Regions from separate parts of the Homo sapiens genome. Here region 2 is linked to region 1. Evidence: read pairs that join two places in POLR2A ChIA-PET (ENCODE). Cell type or tissue: Panc1. All regions are shown on one strand.

Region 1 (8,000 bases):
AAACTTCATTTCAAAAAAAAAAAACATTAAAAATAGAATCACCATACAATCCAGCAATCCCACTTCTGGATATATACCAAAAAGAACTAAAAGCAGAGTCTCAAAGAGATATTTGCCCACCCATGTTCATAGCAGCATCAATCGTAGCTAAAAGGTAAAAGCAATTCAAGTGTTCATCAACAGATGAATGGAAAAACAAAATGTGCCGTAAATATACACAATGTGGTATGATTCAGCCTTACAAAGGAAGGGAATTCTGACACATGCTACAACGTGAATGAACTTTGAGGAAATCAAGTGAAATTAGCCAGGCACAAAAGATAAATACTGTATGATTCTACTTATGTAACGGAGCCAGAGTAGCCAGGTTCATAGAAACAGAAAGTACAATGTTTCTATGGTGGTTGCCAGGGGCTGGGGGTGGGGAAGGAGGAATGGATATAAAGTTTTGGTTTTATAAGATGAAAAGTTCTGGAAATGGATGGTGGTGATGGTAACACAATAATATAAATGTATTTAATGCCACTGGGAAAAAAATGCTAGCTGAGAGCGGTGGCAAAAATGCTAGCTGAGCGTGGTGGCGGGCACCAGTAATCCCAGCTACTCAGGAGGCTGAGGCAGGAGAATCGCTTGAACCCGGGAGGTGGAGGTTGCAGTGAGCCAAGGTCACGCCATTGCACTCCAGTCTGGGGAACATAGTGAGACTCTGTCACACACACAAAAAATAATAATAAGAAAAGAAAAAAATGGTTAAAATGGTTAATTTTTTTTTAACTTTTGTTTTAGATTCGGGGGTACATGTGCAGGTTTGTTACACAGGCAAACTCATGGGGGTTTGTTGTATTTCATCACCCAGGAATTAAGCCCAGTACCCAATAGTTATCTTTTCTGTTCCTCTCCCTCCTCCCACCCTCCACCTTCAGATAGACCCCAGTGTCTGTTGTCCCCTCTATGTGTCCCTGAGTTCTCATCATTTAGCTCCCACTTATAAGTGAGAAAGTGCAGTATTTGGTTTTCTGCTCTGTGCTACTTTGCTGAGGATAATGGCCTCCAGCTCCATCCATGTTCCCATAAAAGACATGATCTCATTCTTTTTTATAGATGTGGTACATTTCACCTTATGTGTTTTTTTACCATGATTTTTTTTTTTTTTTTTGAGACAGAGTTTTGCTCTTGTTACCCAGGGTGGAGTCCAGTGGTATGACCTCAGTTCACCGCAACTTCAGCCTCCTGGGTTCAAGTGATTCTCTTGCCTCAGCCTCCCAAGTAGCTGGGATTACAGGTGCCCGCCACCACGCCCAGCTATTTTTTGTATTTTTAGTAGAGATGGGGTTTCACCATGTTGGCCAGGCTGGTCTTGAACTCCTGACCTCAAATGATCCGCCTGCCTCGGCCTCCCAGAGTGTTGGGATTACAGGCGTGAGCCACTGCACCCGGCCTTACCATGATTTTTAAAAACAAACGAAAAAATAGTAGATCCTTTACAGGGTTCGTGAGGACAGGATGAGGCAACGCATGTGAACTGTGTTATTAGCCTCAGGTCTGTGGGAATACAAGGCTTTCTGCCTTCGGGGAGGTGTTGCTGGAGAGATGGACAGACCCACCCAGGGGAGGGGCGTCTGTGTCCCTGTGGAAGTCATTACTCCATTCAGCAGAAGCTGCTCACGGCGGGAGAGGGCTGGGGTTCAGGGAATCCTTCCTGGAGCCGTGATGGGGCCCTGCTTGGGGGATTCCTAGCATGTGTGGGATGGGCAGATTCCAGACATTGGAAAGTCCCTGGCAGAAAAATCACTCCCACTAAGGGGCAGTTGTAGGGAAGAGATTTGGGCTCACGCTAGAGAACTCATGATCAGAGATGTCTGCATGAGGAACAGAGGCTGCTTTGTGGATTGGGGAGCTCCCCATTAGCGGAGGCAGGTAAGGAGGTGCCTGTGCGAGGTGGGGGTGGAGCCAAGGCTGTGTACCTCCGACGCTGTGCACCTCTCTGATGGGACCCAGTCCAGACAAAAATTGTATATAACAAACCCTTGTAAAGGTGGTGCTCGGGTCAGAGGGAGGGGGCAGCCGGGTGGGAAGGCTTGTCCCAGGTCTAGCCCAATAGTGCGGAAGTAGCTGGTGCTGTTTTCACTGGGCCAGGTGCTGTGTTAAGCTGAACAGGCTTGATCTCAAATCCTCACCATAGCCCTGTGCGGTAGGGGCTGTCAACACCTGGGAACCAAGGCTCAGAGGTTAAGTCACCTGCCCAAGGTTAGCCAGCAGCTGGCGTTGCTGGGATTCGAACCCAGGCAGTCCGGCTTGAGCCCTCCATCCTGGGTGGAAGTCTCCCAAACCCGTCCCCCCGCAAGCTGGCCTCTCCCTGCCCCCGCCCCTGGCAGTCAGTTCCTGGGGTCAGGGGTGCCCTGCCACCCCCACAGTACAGATGTAGCTGCTGTGCCCTCCCCGTCGTCAGTGCGCTGCCCCTCCCTCTGGCTGCCTTCACACTGTCAGCGCTGGCTGCTCTGTGCAGTCAGACCCGGCCCCGGCCCCAGCCTGCTCGGGTCTCCGGGGTCTCAGGACAGCACTGTGGGGACCATGCCAAGCGAGACTGGGAGAGCCAGGCTCCGTGTCACTCAGTGCCTTCCTTCTCCTGCCATTCAACGAGACACTCCTAATAACTCTCTTGCAGGCCTCTAAGTCTGTCCCATAGCTGTTGAGCTGATTTTGCCTTTTGTGCAACTGTGTTTTCCAACTCAGCTCTCTGGGTGCCAAGACCTTGTCCACATGATTCAATCTGTCCAACTCCAACCTGGCCCCTGATAGGCCATAAATACCATTCCTGATGGCAGTGATCCAGTGCCCTCCTTTGTCCCCAGAGCTGAGGCAGGATGACCACCACGCTTATAGCTAGGACAGAGGGTGACTCTGGCAGGGACAGCAGTTTATCCAGAATGACCCAGTTAGCCGGGCGTGGTGGCACGTACCTGTAGTCCCAGCTACTCAGGAGGCTGAGGTGGGAGGATCGCATGAACCCAGGAGGTCGAGGCTTCAGTTAGCCATGATCACACCATTGTACTCCAGCCTGAGTAGTGGAGTGAGATCCTGTCTCTTAAAAAAAAAAAAAAAAAAAGAATGGCCCTCACCGTCCTCCCACCCTGCCCCTGTTAGCTTGCCTGGCAGTCACCTTGTATGGAGGCACAGGGAGCTGTCATTTACCTCTGTGCCAGGCAGGGTGCTCAGCCCTATACAGGCACCATCTCCCCGGATTCTTACAGGGCCCAGCTGGTGACGTGCAGCTGATATTCCCATACTGCAGATGAGGAAACTGAGGATCAGAGAGGTTAAGTCATGCCTAGGAGCCTGGCTTCTCCCTTCCCCCTGCTGTTGCCCTGAGGCTCGGTGCTGGGGCTGGGCTGGGGCCAGGCTGGGGCCAACGGCAGTGGTGTTTGTGCTCCTTGCTGCTTGGAGGAGCAAAGTGCATTTGATCTTTCTCTTCTCACCACTGTCCTGGGTGGGGGCCCTGGTAGTACTAGGTAGTGATGAAGAAGCTGCTTAGGGTCTCCTCCAGGGTTCCACAGTGGGAAGGGGCATGGGGGCGGCGGGGAGGTGGTGGTCCTTCTACTCCCCCCACCACCTGCTCCAGGTTCATTCTTGTCTCTACCATACTGGGTCACTCCATAGCCCTCCTCCTGGCTTCCCAGGCCCCACTAAAGCCATACAATGCATAAAGGCCAGCAGACCTGCTGGCCCGGCTGAGGCTGGGCTGGGGCCAGGCACTTTCCAGTGTCTTGTCACAGGCAGGAAACCTTTGTTGGATGATGTCACTGGAGCGGGTGCCTCCTGTTCTACTCGCCCTCGTTCTTCTCCCCAGTGCACCCCACCCTGACCGCCTCCTGAGGTGTAATAGAAGGCCCCTCCTCTCTCTGCCCATGAGAATCAGGTAGCAACATAACTTTTGACTCTCATGCTGCTGTGGGTTCTGGGACCCTTAACCCAACCCTGGAAGGTGTGGCTGTAATCCCCAGAGGAGGAAGCTTGGCAGGCTCAGGGTTCTGAGACTTGAATCCTGGGCTGTCTGCCTGCAAAGCCTATACCAGTTGCTGAATAATTATTTTAAAAATAGCTTTTAAACTTCCTTAAAAAAAATCAGTAGACTTTTACAAAGCAGTTTTATTTATTTATTTATTGGTTTATTTTTTCTTTTTCTTTTTTTGAGATGGAGTCTCACTCTGTCGTCCAGGCTGGAGTACAGTGGCGCGATCTGGGCTCACTGCAGCCTCTGCCTCCTGGGTGCAAGCGATTCTCCTGCCTCAGCCTCCTGAGTAGCTGGGATTACAGGCACATGCCACCATGCCCAGCTAATTTTTGTATTTTTAGTAGAGACGGGGTTTCAGCATGTTGGTCAGGCTGGTCTTGAACTCCTGACTTAATGATCTGCCCGCCTCGGCCTCCCAAAGTACTGGGATTACAGGCGTGAGCCACCGTGCCGGCCCTATTTTTTAAATTTTTCTTAAAAACACAGTTTTATTCTTTTTCTTTTTTTAATAAATAGAGACGGGGTTTCACCATATTGGCCAGGCTGGTCTCGAACTGCTGGCCTCAGGCGATCCTCCTGTGTCAGCCCCCTAAAGTGCTGGGATTACAGGCATGAGCTACTGCGCCTGGCCCTATTGTCCATTTTTTAACTGGGTTGTTTGTTTTCTTATTGTTGAGTTTTAAGAGTTCTTTGTATATTTTAGATACAAGGTCTTTATCAATATGTCTTTTGCAAATATTTTATCATTTTTCCTAGCAATAGTGTCTTTTGCAGAGCAGAAGCTTTTAATTTTAATAAAGTCTAATGTCAATTTTTTATTTCAAGGATCGTGCTTTTGATATATAGAAAAACATCACCAAACCCAAGATCAGCTAGATTTTCTTCCTATGTTATCTTCTAGAAGTTTTATAGTTTTGCATTTTATGTTTAGGTTCAAGTTTCATTTTGAATAAATTTTTGTGAAAGGTCTAAGGTCTAAGGTCAGACCTTAGAATCAAGATTTCTTAGTACCTAGTTTGTTGTTGTTGTTGTTATTTTTTGAGACAGGATCTCACTCTGTTGTCAAGGCTGGAGTGCAGTGGCATGATTGTGGCTCATAGCAGTCTTGAACTCTGGGCTCAAGTGATCCTCCCACCTCAGCCTCCCGAGTAGCTGGGACTACAGGTGCATGCCACCATGCTGGGCTATTTTTTTTGTATTTTTTCTTTTTTTGTGGTGATGGGGTCTTGCTGTGTTGCCCAGCCTGATCTCAGACTCCTGCCCTCAAGCAATCCTCCTGCTTTAGCTTCTTGGAGCACTAGGATCAGAGGTGTGAGCTAGTGTACCTGGCAATATCTAGATTTTTTTCTTGCAGGTGGATGATCAATCATTCCAGCACCATTTGTTGGAAAGACTATCCTTTTTCCATTGAATTGCCTTTGCTCCTTTGTCAAAGATCAGTTGACTATATTTGTGTGAGTCTATTCTTGGTTCCCTATTGTTCCACTGATCTATTTGTCTGTTCTTTCACCAATACCACACTATCTTGATTGCTATAGCTTTAAGTAAGTCTTGAAGTCAGGGAGTGTCAGTTCTCTAATTCCATTCTTCTTTTTTGTGTTGTCCTTCTAGGTCTTTTGCTACTCTGTGTAAACTTTAGAATCAACTTGTAGATATTACAAAATAACTTTCTGGGATTTTTATTGTGTTGCATTGAATCTACAAAGTTGGGGAGAACAACCATCTTAACAATATTGAATCATCCTATCCATGAACATGGAATATCTCTCCATTTATTTAGATCTTTGCTTTCTTTCATCAGGGTTGTATAGTACTCCTCATACAGATCTTGTACATATTTTGTTAGATTTATAGTGAAGAATTTTATTTTTAGGGTGCTAATATAAATGGCATTGTGCTTTCAATTTCAAATAGGTAATATGTGCATACAGTAAAAACATTCAATAGAGAGAGATTGGTTTATAGTGAAAAGTGGCTTCCTCTACTTCTCATTCCCTAGGCCTCCATTCATCTATCCAAAGACAGTTACTGATGCCTGGTTCTTATGGGTCCTTCCAAAGATTGTATGTGTATATTCAAGCTCTAATCTAATTCAAGCTCAATATCTAATCCTCACAAGAATTCTGCCTGGCAGGTCTTATTATCTCTGAGGGAGGGTCAAGGGCCCAAAGAGGACTTTCTGGGGAGGACTCTCTTCCTCTTCAAGAGCTCAAGCAGAACACACTGGTCCTGCCAAGATCTAGGGGCAGGGCTGCTACTGCTCAAGGCCAGAGGAAACAGGTTTTGGAAGGGAGGGCTTCTTGCCAAGCCAGTGGGTACAGATGAGGAGGAGGTGAGGAGGAGGCTTTGGGAGGCTGCCAGTCTACTCTGGGCAGATTCATATCAAATATTCTAGGCCTTGGGAAACCCTCATATTTCCAGGTGGCTGCATTTCAATTTATCTCTCTCTCTCTCTCTCTCTTTTTTTTTTTTTTTCTGAGACAGAGTCTCCCTCTGTCGCCCAGGCTGGAGTGCAGTGGTGCGATCTCGGCTCACTGCAACCTCTGCCTCCAGGGTTCAAGCAATTCTCCTGCCTCAGGCTCCCAAGTAGCTGGGGTAACAGGCGCCCGCCACCACACCCAACTAATTTTTTTTCTGGTATTTTTAGTAGAGATGGGGTTTTGCCATGTTGGCCAGGCTGGTCTGGAACTCCTGACCTCAGGTGATCCGCCCACCTCGGCCTCCCAAAGTGCTGGGATTACAGGTGTGAGCCACCGTGCCTGGCCTGCATTTCAATTTCTTAGTTCTGTTTCCTCTCTAGTTTTCTTCTCCTTCTTCTTTCTCCTCTAATTCCTTCTCCTTCTTTTTCTTCTTCTGAGACAGGATCTCACTCTGTCACCCTGGCTGGAGTACATGACTCACTGCAGCCTTGACCTCCTAGGTTCAATTAATCCTCCTGCCTCAGCCTCTCGTGTAGCTGGACCACAGGTGTGCACCACTGTGCCCTGCTAATTTTTATTTTTAATAGTGATGGGTTCTCACTTTGTTTCCCAGGCTGGTCTTGAACTCCTGGACTCATGTGATCCTCCCACTTCAACCTCCCACAGTGCTGGGATTACAGACATGAGCCACTGCGCCAGGGCTCCTCTCTCATTTTGTAGGAACATTCTTCTGGGGAGTAGTCTAACCTTGTTTGGCTGACCTCAGGAGAAATGGGATTTGTCTTAGTCTGTTTGGGCTGCCATAAGAAAATCCGGCTGGGCGTGGTGGCTCATGCCTGTAATCCCAGCACTTTGGGAGGCCGAGACAGATGGATTACTTGAGGTCAAGAGTTCGAGACCAGCTGGGCCAACATGGTGAAACCCCATTTCTACTAAAAATAAAAAATTAGCTGGGCGTGGTGGTGTGCACCTGTAGTCTCAGCTACTCAGGAGGCTGAGACAGGAGAATTGCTGGAACTTGGGAGGCAGAGGTTGTAGTGAGCTGAGATTGTGCCACTGCACTCCAGCATGGGCGACACAGCGAGACCCCGTCTCAAAAAAAAAAAAAAAGAAAGTTGTATAGACTGGGAGGCTTGTAAACAACAGAAGTGTATTGTTCTAGAGCCTGGGAAGACCAAGATCAAGGCGCTGACAGATTTGGTGTCTGGTGTGGGCCCTTGTCCTAGGCGGCTGTCTTTTCCCTGTAGCCTCAGAGGCAGGAGGGGTGAGGGATCTCTCTGGGGTCTCTTTTATAAGGGCACTAAATCCATTCAAAAGGCCCACCATCACGACCTCATCATCTTCCAAAGACTTCACCTTCTAATACCTTCACCTTGAGGTGATGAATTTTGGGGGAGACACAGATATTCAGACCATAGCAGCATTTATTTATGCCAAGACTAAGACTGCCCGGAAAGGTGGCTAGGGCATCTCCAGAGGCACAAAGAGGACCGTGGTCATGACAGGCTGTGATATGGAGCCAGGGAGCGTGAGTTGCTGCAAAGCAGGCATCTGAGTGGCAGATCTGG
Region 2 (8,000 bases), 200 kb before region 1:
GATGGAGACCATCCTGGCCAACATGGTAAAACCCTGTCTCTACTAAAAATACAAAAATTAGCTGGGTGTGGTGGCACACGCCTGTAGTCCCAGCTACTTGGGAGACTGAGGCAGGAGAATCGCTTGGACCAGGGAGTCTGAGGTTGCAGTGAGCCGACATTGTGCCACACTGTACTCCAGCCTGGCGACAGAGCGAAACTCTGTCTCAAAAAAAAAAAAAAAAAAAAACACAATAGTCAAATCAGGCTGGGTGTGGTGGCTCATGCCTGTAATCCCAGCACTTTGAGAGGCCAAGTTGGGCCGATCACCTGAGGTCAGGGGTTCAACACCAGCCTGGCCATCTGTACTAAAAATACAAAAATTAGCCGGGTATGGTGGCCCATGCCTGTAGTCCCAGCTACTCGGGAGGCTGAGGCACGAGAATCGCTTGAACCCAGGAGGCAGAGGTTGCAGTGAGCCAAGATCATGCCATTGCACTACATGCTGGGCAACAGAGCAAGACTCAGGCTCAAAAACAAACAAACAGGCCGGGTGCGGTGGCTCCTGCCTGTAATCCCAGCACTTTGGGAGGCTGAGGCGGGCAGATCACAAGGTCAGGAGATCGAGACCATCCTAGCTAACACGGTGAAACCCCGTCTCTACTAAAAATACAAAAAATCAGCTGGGCGTGGTGGTGCTTGCCTGTAGTCTCAGCTACTCGGGAGGCTGAGGCAGGAGAATCGCTTGAACCCAGGTTGCAGTGAGCCGAGAAGGCGCCATTGCACTCCAGCCTGGGTGACAGAGTGAGACTCTGTCTCCAAAAACAAACAAACAAACAAACAAACAAAAAAGAATAGTTAAATCATAGAGACAGAAAGTAGAATAAGGTTACCTGGGGTTGAGGGGAGAATGGAGAGTTAGTGTTTAAGGTGTACAGTTTCCATTTGGGATAATGAAAACGTTCTGGAAATGGAGAGTGGTGATGGCTATACAATAATGTGAATATACTTAATGTTACTGAGCTTTACACTTAAAAATAGTTAAAATGGCAAATGTTATATTGTGTATATTTTACCACACAACAAAAATATATGGTGAGACAGAGTAGATTAATGGTTGCCTAGGGCTCGGGGTGGGAGGAGTGGGGGTGATGGCTTAGGGATCCGGGGGTATCTTTAGATTAAAGACCCTTAGAACATGAAAATGTTCCTTTTTTGGTTCTTTTTTTTTTTTTTTTTTTTTTTGAGGCAGAGCCCTGCTTTGTTGCCCAGGCTGGAGTGCAGTGGCGCGATCTGAGCTCACTGCAACCTCTGCCTCCCGGGTTCAAGTGATCCGATCCTCCCACCTCATCCTTGAGTGGCTAGGACTACAGGAGCATGCCACCATGTCTGGCTAATTTTTGTATTTTTTGCAGAGACAGAGTTTCGCCATGTTGCCCAAGGTGGTCTCAAACTCTTGGACTCAAACAATCTACCCTCCTTGGCCTCCTAGAGTGCTGGGATTACAGGTGTGAGCCACTGCACCCGGCAGAACATGAAAATTTTTTTTGTTTTGTTTTGTTTTTTTGAGACGGAATCTCTGTCGTCAGGCTTGAATGCAGTGGCACAATCTCGTCTCACTGTAACCTCTGCCTCCCAGGTTCGAGCGATTCTCCTGCCTCAGCCTCCCAAGTAGCTGGGACTACAGACGTGCGCCACCACACCCAGCTAGTTTTTTTTTTTTCTTCCTGAGACGGAGTCTCGCTCTGTCACCCAGGCTGGAGTGCAGTGGCGCGATCTCGGCTCACTGCAAGCTCCGCCTCCCGGGTTCACGCCATTCTCCTGCCTCAGCCTCCCCAGTAGCTGGGACTACAGGTGCCTGCCACCACGGCCGGCTAATTTTTTTTTATTATTTTTTAGTAGAGATGGGGTTTCACGGTGTTAGCCAGGATGGTCTCCATCTCCTTACCTTGTGATCCGCCCGCCTGGTCTCTCAAAGTGCTAGGATTACAGGCGTGACTCACCACGCCTGGCCGGCCACACCCAGCTAATTTTTGTATTTTTAGTAGAGACAAGGTTTCACCATGTTGGCCAGGATGGTCTTGATCTCTTGACCTCATGATCGCCCACATCGGCCTCCCAAAGGGCTGGGATTACAGGCATGAACCACCATGCCCGGCCAAAAATTTTTATTTTTTATTTTTTTTGAGACAGAGTTTTGCTCTTGTTGCCCAGGCTAGAGTGCAATGGTGTGGTCTTGGCTCACTGCAACCTCCACCTCCTGAGCTCAAGCGATTCTCCTGTCTCAGCGTCCTGAGTAGCTGAGATTACAGGCGCATGCCACCACGCCTAGCTAATTGTTTTATTTTTAGTACAGATGAGGTTTCACCATGTTGGCCAGGCTGGTCTCTAACTCCTGACCTTGTGATCCACCCGCCTTGGCCTCCCAAGGTGCTGGGATTACATGCGTGAGCCGCAGTGCCCGGCCATGAAAATGTTTTAAAATTAATTGTGGGGCCGGGTGTGGTGGCTCATGCCGTATAATCCCAGCACTTCGGGAGGCCAAGGTGAGCAGATCATCTGAGCTCAGAAGTTTGAGACCAGCCTGGCCAACATAGCGAAACCCCATCTCTACTAAAAATACAAAAATTAGCCAGGTCTGTGGTGACACATGCCTGTGATCCCAGCTACTCAGAAGGCCGAGGCAGGATAATCACTTGAACCTGGGAGGCGGAGGTTACAGTGAGCTGAGATTCTGCCACTGCACTCCAGTCTGGGCAACGGAATGAGACTCCGTTTCAAAAGAAATTAATTGTGGGCCGGATGTGGTGGCTCATGCCTGTAATCTCAACACGATGGGAGCCTGAGGCAGGTGGATCACTTGATGTCAGGAGTTTGAGACCAGCCTGGCCAGCATGGCAAAACACCGTCTCTACTAAAAATACAAAAATTAGCCAGGCATGGTGACATGTGCCTGTAATCCCAGCTACTCGGGAGGCTGAGGCACGAGAATCTCTTAAACTCGGGAGGTAGAGGTTTCAGTGAGCCAAGATTGCGCCACTGCACTCCAACCTGGGTAAGAGAGTGAGACTCCATCTCAAAAAAAAATAAAATTAAAAAAAATTAAAATTAATTGTAGTCATGGTTATACAACTCTGAATATATAAGAAGTTACTGGATTATACACATTAAATAGGTGAGATGTATGGGATATGAATCATATCTTGATAAAGCTGTTAAAAAATATACTTGGTGAACTAGATTTCCCATGGTTCCCGGCTATGATGGGACAACTACCCCCAAAGAAAGTCCTCAGAAGGCAGAGCTCCCTCAGTCAGGAGCCATCACCCAGAAAGGAGACCAAAACCAGATGGTCTGGCCGGGTGCGGTGGCTCACACCTATAATCCCAGCACTTTGGGAGCCCGAGGTAGCTGGATCATCTGAGGTCAGGAGTTCCAGATCAGCCTGACCAACATGAAGAAACCTGTCTCTACTAAAATACAAAATTAGCCGGGCGTGGTGGTGCATCCCTATAATCCCAGCTACTCAGGAGGCTGAGGCAAGAGAATCGCTTGAACCCGGGAGGCGGATGTTGCAGTGAGCCAAGATCGCGCCATTGCACCCCGGCCTGGGCAACAAGAGCGAAATTCTGTCTCCAAAAAAAAAAAAAAACAAACAAAAAAACAGATCCTTCCTCATCTTTCCACCATCAATATGCTGTGTCACCACACAGGAGGTGACACAGAGCAAGCTGTGCCTTCAGCTCACCCACCAACTTAGGCCCTCCCTTCTCACCAGCCCCTCTTGGCCAAAATGTTCAATGAAAGGAATCCTACAATCTGGCCCCTAGAAGACTCTGCCCAAGATGGTCCTGTCACCCATATTCTACCCAGGCCAGCAAGAAGCTCACAATCGGATCTGCCCCGTGGACAAGGCGCTGGCGATCCACAGAAGGTCCAGGACCTTGAAGGGCACCAGCACGAAGCTGACGTTGGCGGGCAGGTTCTTGGCACTCTCAGGGTACATGAAATGGTGGGTGGTTCGGCTGCCAACATCCTGCTCAAAGCCCACGGTTGGCGCCTGATTCATCCTGCAGGGACAAGAGGGTGACATGAGAATCAACTGCCATGGAAACTGATACAAGATTCTTAGAGGACAGTTCGAAGCCATCCATCAAAAATGCAAACGGGTGTATACTCCAACCTAGCAATTCCATTGCTAGAAATCTGCCCTATAAAAATGGTTACAAAGGTGTGCAAAGATGTGTATGAGGATATTCACTGCAGAATTATTTACAATAGTAACACCAGAATCAATCAAACAGGCCAGGTGTGGTGGCTCACACATGTAATCCAGGCACTTTGGGAGGCCAAGGTGGATGGACTGCTTTGAGGTCAGGAGTTCGAGACCAGCCTTAGCCAACATGGCAAAACCCCATCTTTACTAAAAAAAAAAAAACAAATATAAAATTAGCTGGGCGTGGTGGCATGTACCTGTAATCCCAGCAACCTGGGAGACTGAGGCAGGTGATGTGTTTGAACCTGGAGGCAGAGATTGCAGTGAGCCGACATCGCACCACCGCACTCCAGCCTGGGTGACAGAACAAGACTCTTGTCTCCAAAAAAAAAAAAAAAAAAGGTTGGCCGGGCGCGGTGGCTCACACCTGTAATCCCAGCACTTTGGGAGGCCGAGGTGGGCGGATCACGAGGTCAGGAGATCGAGACCACGGTGAAACCCCATCTCTACAAAAAAAAAAAAAAAAAAAAAAAAAAAAAAAAAAAAAAAAAAGGTTACTAACATTGGGGGCTTAACTCATTTTTACTGTATACATTTTTATTTATTTACTTTTAATTATTATTAGTTTTGAGACAAGGTCTCACTCTGTCACCCAGGCTGGAGTGCAGTGGTGCTATCTCGGCTCACTGCAATCCCCGCCTCCGCCTCCCAGGTTCAAGCGATTCTCCTGCCTCAGCTTCCTCAGTAGACGGGACTACAACATGTGCCAGCATTCCCAGCTAAGTTTTTGGTTGAGACGGATCGCCCTGTCGCCCAGGCTGGAGTCCAGTGGTGCAATCTCACCTCACTGCAACCTCCACCTCCTGGGTTCAAGGGATTCTCCTGCCTCAGCCTCCCAAGTAGCTGGGATTACAGGCGTTAGCCGCTACGTCCAGCTAATTTTTTGTATTTTCAGTAGAGACGGGGTTTCACCCTGATAGCCAGGATGGTCTCCATCTACTGACCTCGTGATGCGCCGGCCTCGGCCTCCCAAAGTGCTGGGATTACAGGCGTGAGCCACCGAGCCCAGCCATTTTGTTTGTTTGGGTTTTTTGTTTGTTTGTTTGTTTTTTGAGACGGAGTCTTGCTCTGTCGCCCAGGCTGGAGTGCAGTGTCACAATCTCGGCTCACTGGAAGCTCCGCCTCCTGGGTTCACGCCATTCTCCTGCCTCAGCCTCCCAAGTAGCTGGGACTACAGGCGCCCGCCATCACGCCCGGCTAATTGTTTGCATTTTTAGTAGAGACAGGGTTTCACCGTGTTAGCCAGGATAGTCTGGATCTCCTGACCTCGTGATCCGCCCACCTCAGTCTCCCAAAGTGCTGGGATTACAGGCGTGAGCCACCACGCTCGGCCCTGTTTGTCTTTTAAGTCTCACTCTGTCACCCAGGCTGGAGTGCAGTGGCACCATCATGGCTCACTGCAGCCTCGACCTCCTGGGTTCAATCAATCCTCCAGCTTCAGCCTCCCGAGTAGCTGGGACCACAGGTCTGCATCACCACGCCTGTTTTGTTTTCTGTTTTGTAGAGATAGGGGTCTCACTGCGTTGTCCAGGCTGGTCTCAATCTCCTGAACTCAAGCAACCCTCCTGCCTCAGCCTCCTGAGTAGCCATAACTACAGGCAGATGACACCAGGCCTGGCCTTTTATAATTTTTTAAAGAAACAACTTATAAAGAACAGCCTTCCGCAGCTTCCACTTCACTTGGCTGTTCTGCCCTCCTTCCTATAAGATGGTGAAAGTAAGATAGGAAGTTCAAGCCTTCCCTCAGGCCCTGGGCCGGATGGAAGCCTCTGTCCTGCCACCCACTACCACCCTATTCCTGTCTGCCGCTTTAAGACCCTGTCTGCCCTTCCACTCCAAGGCCAAGAGAAATGCCCCAAGTTCTGACGGTCTGCCCTTGCTATCTTTCTGGTGATGTGCAATGTCCCCTCTCTCCTGCTGCTGTCTGGACAGAGGGGACATTGCTGTAGCTCCTGTCTGGAAACCTTCTCTGTGGCTATAATAAGCCAAGAAGGCTTCCACTTCCTTTCAATTTGTGCAAAATACAAGACAAGTAAAAACCAAAGCTCCCCTTTTTAGTATGCATCTTACGTAACAGGTGAACCAGGTTTAAACACAAACCTGTTGGTCTTTTTTTTTCTGTTATGACTGTTTACAAGCACATTCCTGTCTCACGTGGACCACACCTTGTGGAATCATGACTACCAAAGCAGGGTGACCGTAACCTGGCCCTCCACTAGGAACACAGGGAGCCAGGGAAGCAGGGAGCGCAGTCTCTAGGTGGCTCTCCTTGCTTTTTATGCCAGTTCTGTAAAACCAGCACAAACATTCCCTGTCCTTAGAGTGGCTGGCACCAGCTAGCTGGGCTGGGTGAGGACTTGCTGTGTTCCAGGGGCTCCCAAGCTGTCTTCCTCAGGGACGGGACTGGGAAGGACCATGGGCTGTGCTGTCCAGGATCACTGTGCCCCCTACCTCTCATTTTCCCTTCCCTTGAGGGTCTGGAGGGTGCTTTGGGGTGGGAGGTCTCAAAACCTAGAGAACCTCTGTGTTCCTAACCACTTCCGTTCTAGCTGGCTTCAAGCAGATGCCCAGAATTTCCTCCAGAGAAACTAACATGCTCTGTCTCCAGAACAGGGATCTACTTCCAGCCTCCCTCTCCCAAATTCATGTCCTTCAGTGAACTGCCCCTTTGAGCCCGGTCTTTAGGGTTTAGAGATCCTGTCTCCTAGAAGAGCCAAGAAGTATCCTTCCCACCCCTGAATAACTCTTAATAGCTTGTGGGCTGCTAAACTCCCCATGCAGGTATTGGTGTCCTATGGTCACACTGACACAGTCTGTATCTGCCTCCTGCCAAGCACCCTGGGGCCTGTGAGGAACAGATCAGTTGGAGAGGAAGCCTTAACAGGGGATGTCAGAGCCAGAAGTGTGTCTCAGCTGCCCAGGGTATGGCAGGGGTAGGCAGGGGGTAGAGGAATTGGGCTGGTGACACAGGCTGGCCGGGGCCTGGGCGGGGCAGGAGCTAGGATCAAGGTATGCTCTTTTTCTTCTCCTTTTTTAAATAGAGATGGGGTTTTGCCATGTTGCCCAAGCTGGTTTCGAGCTCCTGGGCTCAATCAGTTCTCTCGCCTCAGCCTCCCAATGTAGTGGGATTACAGGCGTGAGCCACTGCGCCCAGCCAAGGTGTACACTTGACCTAAGAAACAAACTTCATCTCACCAGAGATGGTGAGGCCAAGAGATCCTGCAGAGCACAGGGCTGCAGCCAGCCCAGGCTGGTTTCTGAAGACCCACCATCTGTCTTCTGCACTGACTTGGCAGCCTGAGCTGTCATGAAGTCCCCATGGGACCTGTCAGCCAGGGTCACCCTGCCTCCAGCGCCTGTGGCTGGCCATGCTGCAGAGCCTGGCCCTCCCTCATTTCCCCATGGTTGGCCAGATACCAGCTTCCAAACATCTGGGAATGAAGGGAGCAAGAGGTCCCAAAATATGTTTCACAGCCTCCAAGGGAAAGGGAAGGAACATGGCACTCTAACAGGGACAAGGTTTTGTTTCAAGGCTCTGATTCATCCTGGAGAAGCCACGCCCTGGAAAGGGGCCAGAGCAGGACGAGGAGGATGAGCTGCATCTCTGGCACTCGGGAACACAGCATTCTAGAAATCTATCTGTCCTTGGCTGCCTCCAGCAGCTAAAGAAGTATTCAGGGACAGGGGCGCAAGTGGGGTGTGTGCCCCCTGGTTAGGACCTGATGTTGGCTGCCTAGTCCCCTTCA

The links. ChIA-PET counts read pairs that join two places held together with the same protein. Peaks named below come from ENCODE experiments on the same cell type or tissue, not always from the same donor. Only the 100,000 strongest peaks of a DNase experiment are listed, where the experiment ranks them.
Region 2: POLR2A ChIA-PET joins it to region 1 with 11 read pairs; 6 of 35 experiments call an interaction of 5 or more read pairs at or near these places.

Annotation. Positions count from the first base shown.
Region 1 is chr16:70,588,484-70,596,483 of GRCh38, forward strand. It overlaps a transcript of IL34 not described here. Among named protein-coding and RNA genes, the nearest start is that of IL34, 54 kb to the right of the region's middle. In Panc1, no CTCF peak of the experiment used is centred here; no DNase peak of the experiment used is centred here; H3K4me3 peaks cover 475 bases; H3K27ac peaks cover 6,101 bases.
Region 2 is chr16:70,384,499-70,392,498 of GRCh38, forward strand. ST3GAL2 (ST3 beta-galactoside alpha-2,3-sialyltransferase 2) reads right to left here. Exons shown (of 7, transcript NM_006927.4): 4 at 3,869-4,048. Among named protein-coding and RNA genes, the nearest start is that of DDX19A, 42 kb to the left of the region's middle. RefSeq lists an enhancer at 2,740-3,424. In Panc1, no CTCF peak of the experiment used is centred here; no DNase peak of the experiment used is centred here.